Regions from separate parts of the Homo sapiens genome. Here region 1 is linked to region 2. The links are chromatin loops, found by intact Hi-C in ENCODE. Cell type or tissue: PC-3. All regions are shown on one strand. Region 1 overlaps OSBPL1A (oxysterol binding protein like 1A). Region 2 holds the start of LOC124904268 (a long non-coding RNA gene).

What was found. Peaks named below come from ENCODE experiments on the same cell type or tissue, not always from the same donor. Only the 100,000 strongest peaks of a DNase experiment are listed, where the experiment ranks them.
Region 1: it touches region 2 in a loop (3-fold over the local background); 1 of 110 quality-filtered maps calls a loop at or near these places.

What each region holds. Positions count from the first base shown.
Region 1 is chr18:24,228,295-24,236,294 of GRCh38, reverse strand. The region is part of intron 16 of OSBPL1A (oxysterol binding protein like 1A); the gene reads left to right. Among named protein-coding and RNA genes, the nearest start is that of MIR320C2, 89 kb to the left of the region's middle. RefSeq lists an enhancer at 2,057-2,666. In PC-3, no CTCF peak of the experiment used is centred here; DNase peaks (open chromatin) are centred at 4,064, 5,374, 7,444 and 7,834; H3K4me3 peaks cover 753 bases; H3K27ac peaks cover 4,191 bases.
Region 2 is chr18:24,355,211-24,363,210 of GRCh38, reverse strand. The region is part of intron 4 of OSBPL1A (oxysterol binding protein like 1A); the gene reads left to right. LOC124904267 (a long non-coding RNA gene) reads right to left here. Exons shown (of 3, transcript XR_007066312.1): 3 at 3,181-3,219. It overlaps LOC124904268 (a long non-coding RNA gene), which reads right to left and starts at 3,135. Exons shown (of 3, transcript XR_007066314.1): 1 at 3,100-3,135; 2 at 2,288-2,362. In PC-3, a CTCF peak has its summit at 3,315 (motif pointing left); DNase peaks (open chromatin) are centred at 250 and 3,280; H3K4me3 peaks cover 380 bases.

The DNA.
Region 1 (8,000 bases), 130 kb after region 2:
TCCTTGTGACTTCTCAAGGAGACTTTTGTTTAGTTATTGCTTCCTTCACCTACACTTTCAATATTGTATAACTAAATACTAACTTGAAATTCCTGTATTAGTCTGCTATTGCTACTGCAATAGATCACCACAAACTTAGTGGCTTAGTAGACAATGCAAATATATTCTGTTACAGTTGGTGGTCAGAAGTTCCAACATCAAGGTGTCCACAGGGCTGTGTTTCTTCTAAAGGCTCTAGAAGAGACTGTTGCCTTGCCTTTTCTAGCTTCTAGGGACCTGCCTGCATTCCCTGGCTCAAGGCCCCATCCTCCATCTGGAAGTCTCTCTCTGACTGCCCGTGACTCTGGCCTTGCTCCTTCCCTTTTATAAAGACCTATGGCATTACGTTGGACCTACTCAGATGATCCAGTATAATCTCCCCATCTCAATATACGTAACTTAATCATATCTGCAAAGTCCCTTTTATTAATGAAAGGTAACATATTCACAGGTTCCAGAGATAAGGACATGGACGTCTTGGGGAAGCCCTTGTGCTGACTGCCACAGTCCCCAAATTTATATCTCCAGCCTTGATCTCTTGCTAGAGACTTACATATTCAGCTGTCAGCTTTATGTATAAAAAACAAATGCTTGCTCTTCCTCCCAGATACTATTTCTCCTGGAATTGGCCTCATTTTTGTAAATGGCACCTCTTCATCTCCTAAAGCCAGAAACTAGGAGTGATTCGTGACATTTCCATGAGACATAGAATCGAGGCCTGGCCATTCTGCCTTCAAATCATATCTTGAATTCATCTGTGTTTTACTAATGGAGGGTAGCAGTTAAAAGTATAGGTACTCAAGCTGAAGGCTCTTGCTTAGTCAAAGCTCTACCATTCCCCTACTCTTGGGAAAGTTACTTCACTTTCCTCTGCCTCATTTCTTCATCTGCAAATGGGTCATAGGATCATTGCAAAGAATTAACTAATACATATTTGTAATGTACTTAAAACAGTGCCAGGCACACTAAGGGGCTAGCAGATATTAGCTCTCATTATGGTGACCCGCACTGCACCTACTTTCCTCTAGCCTCTTAACTGATCTTGGTGCTTCCAGCCTTGGCCTGCTGACGTTCATCCCGTACACACCATCCATGGTGATCCTTTGTTGACAATCACATCATCGCATTCCCTCACCTAGAATTTTTCAGTGGTTTCTCATTGCACTTAAAATGAAACTCAGATGCCTTCACGGACCTTCAAGGCTCTCGACATGATCCAGACCCTACTGCCTCTTCACACTCACTTTGTCCCCTTGTTCCCTCCACTTACTATACCAGTGCCTCCTCCAGGCCTCAGATGCAGTAGTGATGTCAGGCAGTTGGATGCACAGTTAGTAAAGAGCAATGAAAAGTATACAAACCTCCACTTCATTTGAAGCTTAATTTTAACAACTAAATCATGACGATAGATGAAATCAAGCCTATCCTGATATTGAGAAGGTATGAAAAAAAAAGATTTTTCAACTTACTCTTCTTAAAAGATTTAAAAAATATTTTCACTAAATGTTTAATCTTTTAAAAAGTTGTTAACTCGTGTTACTTTAAAATAAAGGGATAACTTCATTAGATCTAAAGTCCATGTGGTTTCCTGTTTCCCTTTATCATATCCCTTTAAGCTTTTTCAGATAAGCAAGATCAATGGAAATCTACTCATAAGGTGGGTGAAGCAAGCCTTGGTGCAGAGCCAGCAGTGTAAGAGAGGAATTTTTCCAGCCCCCTGGCGTCCCCCCTGGGATCGCTTGAGAAAATTATTTTTCCAGTAAGCTCAGTGACGAAACATTTCATAAAACTCCATAAAGCACACAGATTTTTTTCCCCACAAATTTGATTAAATTCCATTGTGTAAACTTATTTAAAAGGAGATAAATTTAATGAAGCCTCACATTTTGTCCTCATTGCGTGTGTGGGTGTGGGAGTGGGTGTGTTTAAGGAATGAAATGGTTATGTCAAGTGAAATTTCGGATATAGCTGTAAGGGAACACTTCCTGGGAAAAGGGCTAGACATTCATGCGCATTGAAACAAAAAGATATCATGAGAAACCACTGTGGATAAAGTATTCTTCAAATAAGCTTATAGAAATGCTTTATAGAAGAAGAAAGTGGTTCTTCATATATATTCATATATATTTCTACCCTATCAGTGTTGTTTTTTCTTTTTGCTACTTTGTCCACCAAGGCTCTCAAATACCTCTTCTCCTGGGTAGCCTTTCCTGACTCCTCCGGGCAGAATTAGTTTCTTTTTTTGTGTTTCCTTCAGTTTACATCTCTTTTATAGCCTCCTTGTGTTTTGTTTGTAAGATAATAGGACCCCGCAGAGGCTCACACCTGTAATTCCAGCACTTTGGGAGGCCAAGGCGAGTGGATCACTTGAGGCCAGGAGTTTTGAGACCAGCCTGGCCAACATTGTGAAACCCTGCCTCTACTAAAAATACAAAAGACTTTATCCGGGCATGGTGGCACATGCTTGTAATCCCAGCTACTTGGGAGGCTGAGGCAGGAGAATAGCTTGAACCTGGGAGGCGGAGGTTGCAGTGAGCCGAGATCGCGCCATTGCACTCCATCCTGGGCAACAGAGCGAGACTCTGTCTGAAAGAAAGAAAGAGAGAGAGAGAGAAAGAGAGAAAGAAAGAAAGAAAAATATAATAGGGACCATATCTGTTTACATCCCTGAAGTACGTAGCACAGAATCAGAGTTCTCTAAATGCTTGTCGAATGCAGGTTGTTGAAGAAATGTCATTGATGTTTCTGTCCTCCCTAAAAATATATTGTTATTCAATAATGAGCCTAAGATAATCAGGAATGCATGGTGATTTTATGCATCTATATTCACCACTTTGGATTCTGCAGGGGAGAGTAGGGATGGGTAGCAAAGGAGGAAGGAGGGATGAGATAGTATTGATATTAGAAAATGACATTTGTTCCCAAGGGGTTTACAGTAAAGTTGGAGATAGGATACTGCTACCAGGGAGGGGGCAGATGAAAATTAGTTAAAGGAGAGAAAACTAAAGGTACATGACTTTAGGAATCTCTCATAATCTTCTAAGGAGTTGTTTTTGAAACACTTATTACTGGTTAAATAACTAATTTCATGGTGGTTTTTCTTTAGTAACTAGTCTGAGAGCAGTTTCACGGAAAATTCCTGCTCTTTGAATATTGTAGGTTCAGAACGCATTACTTTTCTTACTGTGTGTTCATTTTCCTTTTGAGAAACATGTTGAGATCAGTTGCTCTAGAAAGGCTTTCTTGCTAAGCGTTCCCCTTAATGCTATTTTGGTTGAAATGTGCATGAATAATGCATAAAATCCGATAGCGTAGATGGGCAAAACCAATAGATAGTTATATCATGAAACTGAAACCAGTTTTAGCATTTCTCAGCAGATGTAAGAGTACATCTTTTAAATCTTGAACACTTGGAGGGCACCAGCCATATCATTCATCTTTCCAAACTGCTTCAGCAACTTGCACTTTACCTGATGTGTGGTAGGTACTTAGTAAATGTTGACTTATTACATCGAAGTCACATGAAAATACTTTGTTTTCTAACTATGGATTATTCTGCAACTGGCCTTTAGTTCTAGAATTGTTTTCTTTGTAGAGTTAATGCATAATGTGACCTTCCTAAAAATAATGTTGAGAAACAAGACAAATTGGGAAGCTCTGGATTTGGTAGCCCAAAATAGATCCACGTAAGATTTCCAGTAGCCCACACACTACGGTTTGTATAACTCCTCATGTTCCATTACATGTGCAGATGTTACAAATTGTAGAAAACAGTAGTAGATTTAGTTGCTTGGGGATGAGCCGGTACTTTTAAGAAACTCTGTCACAAGCAATACCCTACCATTTGGCTAATTTTGACCTTGGACATCATTCAGAGAGGATCTGTCTAGAATGTCTCCGACTCTTGTTGCTTGCTGCCAAGAATCTGTTTCAAGCTTTTGTCACTTCCTTAGTAAATTATTGCAGCAGTCTCTTGGCAGCCCCCTCTGGACTCATCCCGGTTTTCAGTTTATGATTCACTTTAAATATGTTAGGTTGTGTTTACTTTCTTTGTGTTCTTCATATTTACTGTGCTATTTCTGAGTTTATGCAGTTGTACCTCAAGGCTAAATAAAAATTTGGCACTGATATTTTAAGCTGTACCTTGGGTTGCTTTGGACATTTTCAGAACATGCCTGGTACGTGGGAAACCGTAAACAATAAAGGTATTAAATTAAGCATGTGTGCGTTTCCTGGCTGTTTTCTGTTACCTTCAGTAACAGGAGGAAGGGTGACTTGGACATTATCCACAGTTCTTCCCCATCTTGCTGCTTTGTGTACTATTTGTTCTCAGGCTGGTTTCCAAAGGTCAGGATAAAAAAGTGCTTATCAGGATAACTTACAAGAATTGTTGGCATGTTTATATTGTGAACTTTATGGCCTCTTCTTTCAGCCTTTTAATAGTAGGAAAAATTAACAAATCAACTCTTGGAAAGTTCTCTCACTCAATTACAAAAAGGAGCATAGCGGTCAGGATCTTAATTCTAGAGTAAAGTTAAAGTCACCATAAGCCGGCAATAGCCATTCATTGGCTTCCATGCTATTTTGATGAGAAAGGAGACTGTGTTCAATCTGAATGTGTTTAAAATAATTCTGAGTTCTAACATGGACAGAACTTTAAAGATCTTAAAGCAGGTGCAGTGGCTTACACCTGTAATCCTAGCACTTTGAGGCCAAAGTGGGTGGATCACTTGAGGTCCGGAGTTCAAGACCAGCCTGGCCAACATGGTGAAACCCCATCTCTACTAAAATACAAAAATGCTGGGCGTGGTGGTGGGCGCCTGTAATCCCAGCTACTAGGGAGGCTGAGGCAGGAGAGTTGCTTGAATCCAGGAGGCGGAGGTTGCAGTGAACTGAGATCACGCCACTGCACTCCAGACTGGGTGCCAGAGCAAGAGTCTGTTTCAAAACAAACAAACAAAAAGAACTTTAAAGATCTGGGCCATTGTCGACCCATAACATTAAAGCAAACTTTGTGAGATTTTACATTTTAATTCTATTAATACTGCTGTTTTAATTGAGGAACTAATCAGGTAAAGATTCTGTCCACCTTCAATGCTTCTGTAAACTAGAGCATTTTATCTTGTAAAATATATGTTTTTCAAGGTGTTATTCTGACACTTCTTAATGTTTTTGAGAGACAGGGTCTCGCTCTGTTGCCCAGTCTCAAACTCCTGGGCTTAAGTGATCCTCCACCTCAGCCTGCCGAGCAGCTGTGACTACAGGTGCACACCACTGCACGTGGCTTGATGGTTTCCCTATAAAATATAATCATCGACTGAGTCACCTGAATCCTTTTGGAACTAGATGGGAGTAAACACACCCACAAATAAGTGCTTATCAAGAGTATTCCATTTCCCGTCATTACTCAGGGCTGCACAGATTTTCCTAAGTGCTCATCAAAAGTTCAGTAAATAATGTAGGGCTATTTCATAAATCTTTTATGCTGTTTTTCAGGGGTCAGAAGTTTCCTAAAATTTTTGAGTGGTTTTGCCTGTTATAGAAACGTATATGTTTATTAAGGAGAAAATGGAGTGGGAAATAAAAAGAATAACGACAGGCTGCCATTGTCTGAAGTCTAGCTATGTATATTGTAAAAATACCTTCCTTCTGCTGCATTAAAAAAATATGGCTCTAGAAAAATCAACCAGTTTTCCTGGCAATGAGGTAAGAGTTAACCAGACCAGAATATAGTCCATGCATCCAACATGATAGCTAGCTCATTGGCTTTTAGGGACAGGTTTTTGTGTGTTTGCCTGGTTTTTGTTTGTTTGTTGTTGTTTTTATTGTAAAATATACATAACATAAACTTTCCAACGTGACCCTTTTTGAGTGTACAATGCAGTGGGATTAAGAACCTTTACTTTCCTATGCAACCATCACCACCATCTCTCTCCAGAACTTTTTTGTCATCCCAAACTGAAACTCCATCCCCATTAACTACCAACTCCCCATTCCTCCCTCCTCCCTCTCCTTGTTTGTCCTGAAAGCCTGAGTGTCGTGGCCTAACCCTACTGCAAGAGAGCACTGCAACCAGCACATGGGAGGCAGGATGCACCTCTTCCCTTCATGCTTTCTACTAAGGCATTAATATATTACCCACTAACATTTTGATGTTTATATGTGGGGGAACATTGAAGAACCCAGAATTTTATGATTGAATTATTGGTGGGGCGTGGTGGCCCATGCCTGTAATCCCAGCACTTTGGGAGGCCGAGGTGGGCGGATCACCTGAGGCCAGGAGTTCAAGACCAGCCTGGCCAACATGGTGAAACCTGTCACTACTAAAAATACAAAAATTAGCCGGGCATGGTGGCGCGCGCTTATAGTCCCAGGTACTTGGGAGGCTGGGGCACAAGAATCACTTGCGTGAGGGAGGCAGAGGTTGCAGTGAGCCGAGATCGTGCCACTGCACTCCAGCCTGGGTGACAGAGCGAGGCTTCGTCTCAAAAAAAAGCCAAAAAAAAAAAAAGATTGATTTATCACTTCATAGATACCAAGATGTAGCACTGATTTGTTTTACAGGGAGACTTGAAAATAACTTCTATGGATAGGCTTTGACTTTCATCAGCAACCTCCACAGTGGCTATGCCCTCTTTGGTATTGAGCTAAACATGTTTAAACTGAAATATCTATAGAACCATGAGTCTCCACATGAAACGATGCTGTACTAGCGATAGATTGGTGTGACCAAGGCTTTGAAGGTATAATCTCTCAAGAATGGTTCTCTGTTACTGACAGAGTAAGCCCAAACTATTTCACACAGTATACATTCCACATCTCTCTATTCATTGCACTAGAAATCACTGAGCTTTGGCTTTTAAGCAACTAGTTTTTATTTCACAGGCACTGTAAATCATGTAATTGATGTTTACTTCTTTGCCTTTGAAACTACAAAGCTCAGAGTTTATGATTCCTCTCTAGTGAGTATACAGAACCTCATGACATGTATCGGGAGACTACCTCATCCCTAGCTTCATTTTATATTTCTTCCCGCTACCTACCTTTTTCTTTTGAGACAGAGTCTCGCTGTCTCTCCCAGGCTGGAGTACAGTGGTTCAATCTTAGCTCACTGCAACCTCCACCTCCTGGGTTCAAGCAGTTCTTCCTGCCTCAGCCTTCCGAGTAACTGGGATTGCAGGGGAGTGCCACTATGCCGGGCTAATTTTTGTATTTTTGGTAGAGATAGGGTTTCATCATGTTGGCCAGTCTGGTCTTGAACTCCTGACCTCAAGTGATACACCCACCTCAGCCTCCCCAAGTGCTGGGATTACAGGTGTGAGCCACCGCGCCCAGCCTGTGTTTGCTTTTTATTTATCCTATGTAGTCAGCTTTAAGACTGACTCACAGTCTCATGTCTGCCCGTTCTGTGCCTTCCACTGCCATCTCACTGCACAGTGCATTCCTCGCTGTGTTGGCCATGGTGTTCTTATTGCTTGGGACAGCTCCTGTATTGTAACTGTCCTCATCCCCACTCTTACTCCTTGTCAGCGAACGCAGCTCAATCATCAGCCACAGTTCTTTCCTGATACAACATTCTCCACTCTGTAAAGTTGACTGATGCCTCCTTTGTAGCCCGCTGCCCCCATTCAGACTCCTGTGATCACCTAGAGAAATCTACTGAACTCGTTTGTTCACAAAACACTTCCCCGCTGCTGGGCCATGCGCAGGGACCAGATCTTATGCTTCCTTCACTTCACAGGCCTTGCAAGATATGAGGAAGGGAGGAATGAATTCAGCAGCATCAGATGTGGTGGATGAGTCAAAATAAGAATTGAAAAATGACCATTGTACTTTGCAATGTGGAAGTAATTAGCGACCTTTCTTAGAGCCCTTTAGGGGAAGGGTGGGGATAGCCTGACTATATTATAGCGAGAGGTTTGAGAGCAAAGTATAGAGGAGGAGTAAGGAGGGGGGTGAGG
Region 2 (8,000 bases):
GGTAACACATTTCTTTCTGTTGTTTTAAGCCACCGAGTTTGTGGTCATTTGTTATAGCAGCGGTAGAAAGCTAGACACTCTAATAGAAAAAGCAGCCTCATGCTAGCAAGCATGTAGGTGTTCTCATTTGTTTTCTGCTGTATTTGCTACTTTTACTGGGTTTTTGCCTTTTGTTTTAAATCAAGTCATTTCCCTCTGGCAGCAAAACTGCTGGGTTTCACTGCCAGGCCTGCCCTGGTCAGACTTGTTTGGGGAGGTGGGGAGGACTAATAGCCTGTGGCTAGAAAGCTAAAGACTCCCAGTGTTCTTCCTCCAAGTTCCTGCCATTCCTCTGGAGTAACTGCCTCTCAGTTTGTTTCTTTAATGGATATCCAGCACCACAAAATGGTTAGTTTTGACAATTTTGTCCAGCTTTATGCTCATTTTTTCAGGATAACAGTTGTCTTATCCTTTCATAGCTAAAAGTTGCTTTACCCCATATTAATGTTTTTTTGATTATTTAAATGATATGCAAAATTAACTATGACATAGAGTGTATTTCTTGTATATTCTAGTTGTTGACCATAGTCCAACATGATACCTAAAGGTTATTTCGTAAGCACGTGATTGGAAGCTTTATGTGAATTTATCATGAGTTAAAGAACAAATTTATTATTATATTGTTTCACACTTTTCATTATTCTAATGACTAGATTTAACTAACTTTTAATACGTTACCATGAGTCAATTCTGTATGTGCTAAGCATGTTTGAATTAGTACATTTTATACCACTCTTGTCTATTTGTTCATAAATTGATACTTGTGAACCAGATATGGAGTCTTAACTCAAGCTGAGAAAAAAGAACCTTTTATAATAAACAATAAAGGTTGTGGTTAATTTCTATGCTTGACTTTGTGGGGTTTCAAATATGAGCTGCAGATGGCTCGATTTGCCTGACTACGTGAACTACTTGCTGTTTTTTTTTATGGTCTTGCTCATTCTTTTCTATATACCTAAGAAAATTCTATTGTCATCTATTTCTACATGGCCCAGATCTACCCATTCAAAGTGCTACTCAAATGTAATATCCATAAATTCTTTCCTAACATCTTGCAGCTGGAAGGAAACTATACTCTTCCAGGATTCCTGGGCACAGTACAGCACTTTCATTCGTCTTCTACCTTGTATTAGTGTTATTTTTGTCTATGTCTTTTTTTTTTTTTTTTTTTTTTTGAGATGGAGTCTCCCATTGTCACCCAGGCTGGAGTGCAGTGGCACGATCTCACTTCACTGCAATCTCCGCCTCTCGGGTTCAAGTGATTCTCCTGCCTCAGCCTCCTGAGTAGCTGGAATTACAGGCATGTGCCACCATAGTGTGTATTTTTAGTAGAGACAGGGTTTCACCATGTTGGTTGGCCAGGCTGGTCTCAAACTCCTGACCTCAAGTGCTCTCAATCCCAAAGTGCTGGGGTTATAGGAGGGAGCCACTGCACCCAGTCTGTAGTCTGTGTCTTAACTCTGCTACTAAGTTGCATTAATCTTGCTAGCAAGGAATTATCATGTCTTGTTTTTTGTGTCCCCATGAGCACAAGGTAAGTTTTACCTCCCATCTCTGTAATCACCTAGATCAAATAAGTTCATTTATCTATGTTCAGCTCTTTACATATTTGGCCATTTCTGCTATTTTCTTGAACTTTGAACGTGAGACCATGCTAAATTGAGCCTTAGTTTGACATGAGCATCAGCATATATACAGTAAGTCCTCACTTAATGTCAATGATAGATTTTTGGAAACTAACTTTTGGATAAACGATGTATAAGGAAACCAACTTCACCATAGGCCAATGCATATAAACAAGAGTTAAGTTCCTACAGAATAATTATAGTCACAAAAAAACATCACTGCCAGGCATAGTGGCACATGTCTGTAATGCCAGCACTTTGGGGCGCTGAGGCAGGTGGACTGCTTGAGCCCAGGAGTTCAAGACCAGCTTGGGCAACATAGGGAGACCTCACTTCTACAAAATCAAAAATTAGCCAGATGTGGTAGCATGCATCTGTAGTCCCAGCTACTCGGGAGGCTGAAATGGGAGGATCACTTGAGCCCAGGAAGTTGAGGCTGCAGTGAGCCGCAGTTGTGCCACCACACTCCAGCCTGGGCAGCTGAGTGAGACTCTGTGCCAAAAAAGAAAAGAAAATTACCACACTTCTAAATGAAGAGCAAACACTTCTGATATTAAACATTGAAATAAATGTGAGCTATTCATACATTTAGAAACATTAGTAAAAACAAGATAATTATTTACCCATTTATTCCAGTTCAGGTGTGAGGGTGGCTGGAACCTATCCCGGCAGCTCAGGGAGCACAGGGGGATCCAGGCCTGGAGAGGATGCATCTTGTCACAGGGCCACTCACATACACACCCACACTCACACTGGGACAGTTCAGACATGCCTGTTCACTTGCTATGCACATCTTTAGGAGGTGAGAAGAAAACAGAGTACCTGAGATACCCACGCAGACACAAGGACATGTGAACTCCAACAGACATTGGCCCCCTCCAAGAATCGATTTTTTTTTCTTGTGAACATTGCAATGAAATGATGTTGAATGAAATGGTGTTGTTTGAAGATCTGCTGTATTTTGTTATCTGTTGTCTTAGAAAATAACATTTAGCTGAAGTTACATGATTGTGTTATGTAGGAAACATTAAAATTAAAAAATGTATGTGCTCAATATCTAAGCATGACTGAATTGTGCAAAGAGTTTGGTTTCTAATTCTCATGAAAAGAATCAAGTTATCTCATTCCTATGTGATCATTTACCATGAAGATAATTTTAAAATATCTTATGATCCTGTGATTCAGTAAGTAGAATGTTGAGTTGAAAAGGGATTTGGCTTATTATAAAGCACTTTAAACTCTTATCCTCTGGAATATTTAAAAAATGCAGCTCCCCAGCTTGGCACGGTGGCTCATGCCTGTAATCCCAGCACTATGGGAGGCCAAGGCGGGTGGATCACCTGAGGTCAGGACTTCAAGACCAGCCTGGCCAACATGGTGAAACCCTGTCTCTACTAAAAATACAAAAAAATTAGCTGGGCCTGGTGTCGGGTACCTGTAATCCCAGCTACTTCAGGAGGCTGAGGCAGGAGAATCACTTGAACCTGGGAGGCGGAGGTTGCAGTGAGCCGAGATCGCGCCATCGCACTCCAGCCTGGGTGACCACAGCGAAACTCTGTCTCAAACAAAAACAGAACAAACAAAAAAATCATGCAGTTCCCCAGCTCTTGAGGCACCTTTGGGCTTTTCTTGGTACATTAGTGCCCCCTAGTGTTCTTTGGTAAAAATCAGAATACCAGAATTTTAAAATACTGTGTTTAGTATTTGTTCCTTACTTTACTTTCAGATGCAGTTATAAAGTTTTTATGCCTTTTATAATCAATTTAAAATAGGAATATGGTATGTATAATGAATATTTGGATTGTTGCACTGACCTTTTAGCAGAATTGAGAATACTTTTATTTTTTTTTAATTTTTATTTATTTATTTAGATACAGGATCTCACTCTTTCACCCATGCTGGAGTGCAGTGGGGCCCTCATAGCTCACTGCAGCCTTGAACGTCTGGGCACAACAGATCCTTCCACCTAGAACTATACGCGTGCGCCACTGTACCTGGCTAATTTTTAAAAATCTTTTGTAGAGACAGGGTTTCACCGTGTTGCCCAGGCTGGTCTTGAACCTTAAGCGGTCTTCCTACCCCAGCCTCCCAAAGTTCTCGGATCACAGGCATGAGCCACCACGCCCAGCTGAGAATGCTTGTAAAACACATGCTTCCAGAGCCGGGTGTAGTGGCTCACACCTATAATCCCAGCTACACAGGAGGCGAAGGCAGGAGGATCGCTTGAAGTCAGGAGTTAGAGGCCAACCTGGGCAACATAACAAGACCCCCTCTTCCCGCCCCCCACCATATCTCTCTCTTTCTCTCTCTGTCTCTGTCTCTTTCTCTATAGACAGGGTCTCGCTCTGTCGCCAAGGCTGGAGTACAGTGGTGCAATCTCAGCTCACTGCAACCTCCACATCCAGAGCTCAAGTGATCCTCCCACCCTAGCCTCCCCAGGAATTAGGACCACAGGCATGTGCCACTGTACCTGGCTAATTTTCTGTATTTTTTGTAGGGACAGGGTTTTGCCATGTTGCCCAGGCTGGTCTGAAACTCCTGGGCTCAAGTGATCTGCCTGCCTTAGCCTCCCAAAGTGCTGGGGTTATAGGCATGAGCCACCGTGCCCAGCCAAGACCCCATCTCTAAAAAACTCAAAGCTGGATGTATGGCATGTGCTTGTAGTCCCAGCTACTCTGGTGGCTGAGGCAGGAGGATCGCTTGAGCCCCAGGAGTTTGAGGCTACAGTGAGTGAGCTATGATGGCACCACCGCACTCCAGCTTGGATGACAGAGCAAGACCCTGTCTCTAAAATAGTAAATAAACAAATACAATAAATGCTTCCTATGTTCTGTGTCTCAGAAATTCTCTCTATCTCACCTAACATACAGAATATATGTATAATCCTGGGCTTTAGGATTTCCTAGGAGACCATTTCTCATGTTTATGTATTGAAGGCCTACTGTGTTTCAGGCGATGCCCAGACAACTTGACACGTATCGTTTCATTTGATGGAGAATGACTGCCTTGAAATATATACATATAATTTGTTCTAGATCTGTTCTCAGGGAAGCTGAGATGGAGATGAGTGGGCAGCAGGTTTATGGAGTGCTCGTGGCATCACACCTGTGCACGAGGGTGGGGAAGAAGTGGACAGGAGTGGACAAGTCAAGTAGTGCTGCCGGCTCAAGCGATGCCTCAGCCTTTCTGCTGTGTGCGAAGCTTTGCAGAGGAGATGATGCTTCAAAGTTGTCCCTGTTGGGGATGAGCAGCCAGGCCTTTATACACTGGGACAGTCAGTCATGGATACGTGGATACTCTGGAAACCCTCATCCCTGGAGGTCTGAGCCCCTGGATACCATGCCCTTCTTAGGCTGGAGTTGCTGCCCTTGTCCATTTACCATAAAAATTGGACAAGAGAATACCAGGACACACCTGAGTTTCTCATCGTATGCTAAACCTGTTCTTCCACGTACATCCCCAATGTGTACAGCCCTACTTTTTTCTGCTGATCAAGTTCAATTACTTCTGCTAAGATGGTGACTATTCTTGCCTGCTGGTCCTTGGATGCAAGGACCCCAATGTTCAGGCAGCCTTTGGTGCCTTCTAGCATACGAATCAGAGCATTATCTTTAGGTGTGGAATAAGCTGCCCCAAAACCTGTTGAAGCCAACCAGGCACTGTGCTCCCTTCTGTTATGGGAAGTGCAAGATGCAGTAATTTATTCTTCTGAGGAAGTGTCTTGTCATTGCCCAGACCAGTGAACTTCTAAAAATTTACTGACATGGAAAAGCTCCTGAATTCTTCCTAAGTTTTACCTCCCACCCACTGGATCAGATATGTCTTACCAAGGCTTTGAACATCCTAGCCTCGTGGAGAAGAAGCCTCTTCTCCTGGTTCTGTTAGCATGATGTTATGAAAGGAAATTAAATTTTGGGACCCCAAACTCATTTTGCCAAAGGGAAAAATCAAGCTGAGAACTGGGTCATGCAAACCTGCCTCCCCCTTTTGGTTCCTAAATAAGGTGGCTACAAGAGGAAAAGCTACATGCCTCCCCCATATTTTGCTCACAAGGAAATTCCTAGTGAGCAATGCAAAGTGATAGCTTATCTTTACAGGTGCAGTCACCCAGGCCCACCACACGCAAATGCATATCTAATTGTTCCCCTGCCCCATTTTGTCTGTGTTATGTAGAATGCAGATTCCCTACGTTTTTCTTCTGCCCCGTTTATGTCATCTTATGTAAAAACATGCAGATTCATGGAGCCAGACAAAGGCATGACTATCTTTTCCCACCCACCCCCTTACCTGAAAATTGTGTACTTCTCAATATCCTGCCCTTTCCCCTTTAAATTTGAAGCCCTCAAAAATCATCTTCAGAGAAAGATGTCTGTCTCCTGGGTGCGTGTCCTTAACTTTGGCAAATAAATCTAAAATGATTGAGACTTGTCTCATCATTTTTCTTGATTGACAATGTTATTGATAAAGTGGACCAGTGTGATTTGCTGCCAGATTCCCAGATGGCATGAGGCGGAAGCTGTACATGTATACTCTTGTCCATGTGAATCCAAACTGTCTTTGATTTTTTTTCCTAATAGGGATAGAAAAGGTACATTTGCCCTATCGGTTGCTGCTTACCATGTACCTGAGGTGGCAGAGTGGCTATAATTGGGGTCACTATTTGGTTGAGTTTCTGGAAGTTCAGTGTCATCCTCCACATTCCATCTGGGTTTTATAGTGGCAGATGAGTGAATTCAATGGAAATATGATAGGGACCATGGCCCCTGCATTCTCTTAGGTTTTTAAGGGTGGCACTGATTTCTGCCATCCCTTCCCATATGGGATATTGGTTTTGATATGTCTTGGCCATGGCTGGGGGTGAGTAGCCACTTCCATTTGGCTCCTATACAATAGACCAAGATGGCAATGTGAGGGTTGTACCAACAACTAAGTGTGTCTATTCCAATTTCATATTCAGGGACTAGGAGAATGACCACTAGGTGTATTTCTGGACCCAACCAGCACCCGCACCGTGAGCCAGACCTCAGCCAGGGCGCCATTTATCATCTCACTCCCATGCATGCCCCCTTTCTAACACAGGGGCCTCATGACATTTTGGATCTCTTGGTGTCAGTGCCAGTTTGGACCTTAGATCTAACAGCTTGTGAGATGTCTTGGTGATCCGCTTTCTCCACTGTATAGTTTCTTGAGTAAATGATCATTGGTCCCTTTGGGAATGGTCGGGGGAATTCACGACAGTTCATGTTTGCTTTGGTGTTGCAGAATCTTTCCCTGGAGGATCTGGCCTCTCCTTCAGTAAATAGTTCTATGTCCAAAGTTGACTCAGGTCCAGAAACTGGACAAGGTATCATAACTTTTTTTTTTTTCTTTTGAGATGGAGTCTTGCCCTGTTGCCTAGGCTGGAATGCAGTGGCGCGATCTCAGCTCACTGCAACCTCTGCCTCCCAGGTTCAAGGAATTCTCCTGGCTCAGCCTCCCAAGTAGCTGGGATTACAGGTGTGTGCCACCATGCCTGGCTAATTTTTCTTTTCTTTTTTTTTCTTTTCTTTTTTTTTTTTTTTGAGACAAGAGTCTAGCTCTGTTGCCCTAACTGGAGTGCAGTGGCATGATCTCAGCTCACTGCAACCTCTGTGTCCCGCGTTCAAGCAATTCTCCTGCCTCAGTCTCTTGAGTAGCTGGGATTACAGGCGCATGCCACCATGCCTGGCTAAGATTTGTATTTTTAGTAGAGTCAGGGTTTCACCATGTTGGCCAGGCTGGTCTTGAACTCCTGACCTCAGGTGATCTGCCTGCCTTGGCCTTCCAAAGTGCTGGGTTTACAAGCGTGAGCCACTGCGCTCAGCCGGTATCATGACTTTTAATGGGGTGACTCTCTTCTGCCTCTTACCTTTCACTGTTGATATCTTTTGATGGTGCAGATTGAGTTGTACTTGGATGGGTCCTAGGATCAGGGAAAAAGAAATGGTCCCCATTAAGAGATGTCAAGAGGCCAGAAGTGCCATGAAAGACAGGTTTTTTGTTGTTGCTGTTTTTTGTTTTTTGTTTTGAGATGGAGTCTCGACCTGTTGCCCGCGCTGGAGTGCAATGGTGCAATCTCAGCTCACTGCAACCTCCGCCTCCCGGGTTCAAATGATCTCCTGCCTCACCCTCCCAAGTAGCTGGGATTACAGGTGCCTGCCACCATGCCCAGCTATTTTTTGTATTTTTAGTAGAGACGGGGTTTCACCATGTTGGTCACGGTGGTCTAGAACTCCTGACCTCATGATCCTCCTGCCTCGGCCTCCCAAAGTGCTGGGGTTACAGGCGTGAGCCTTAATAAGTGGGCATGCTAGATTG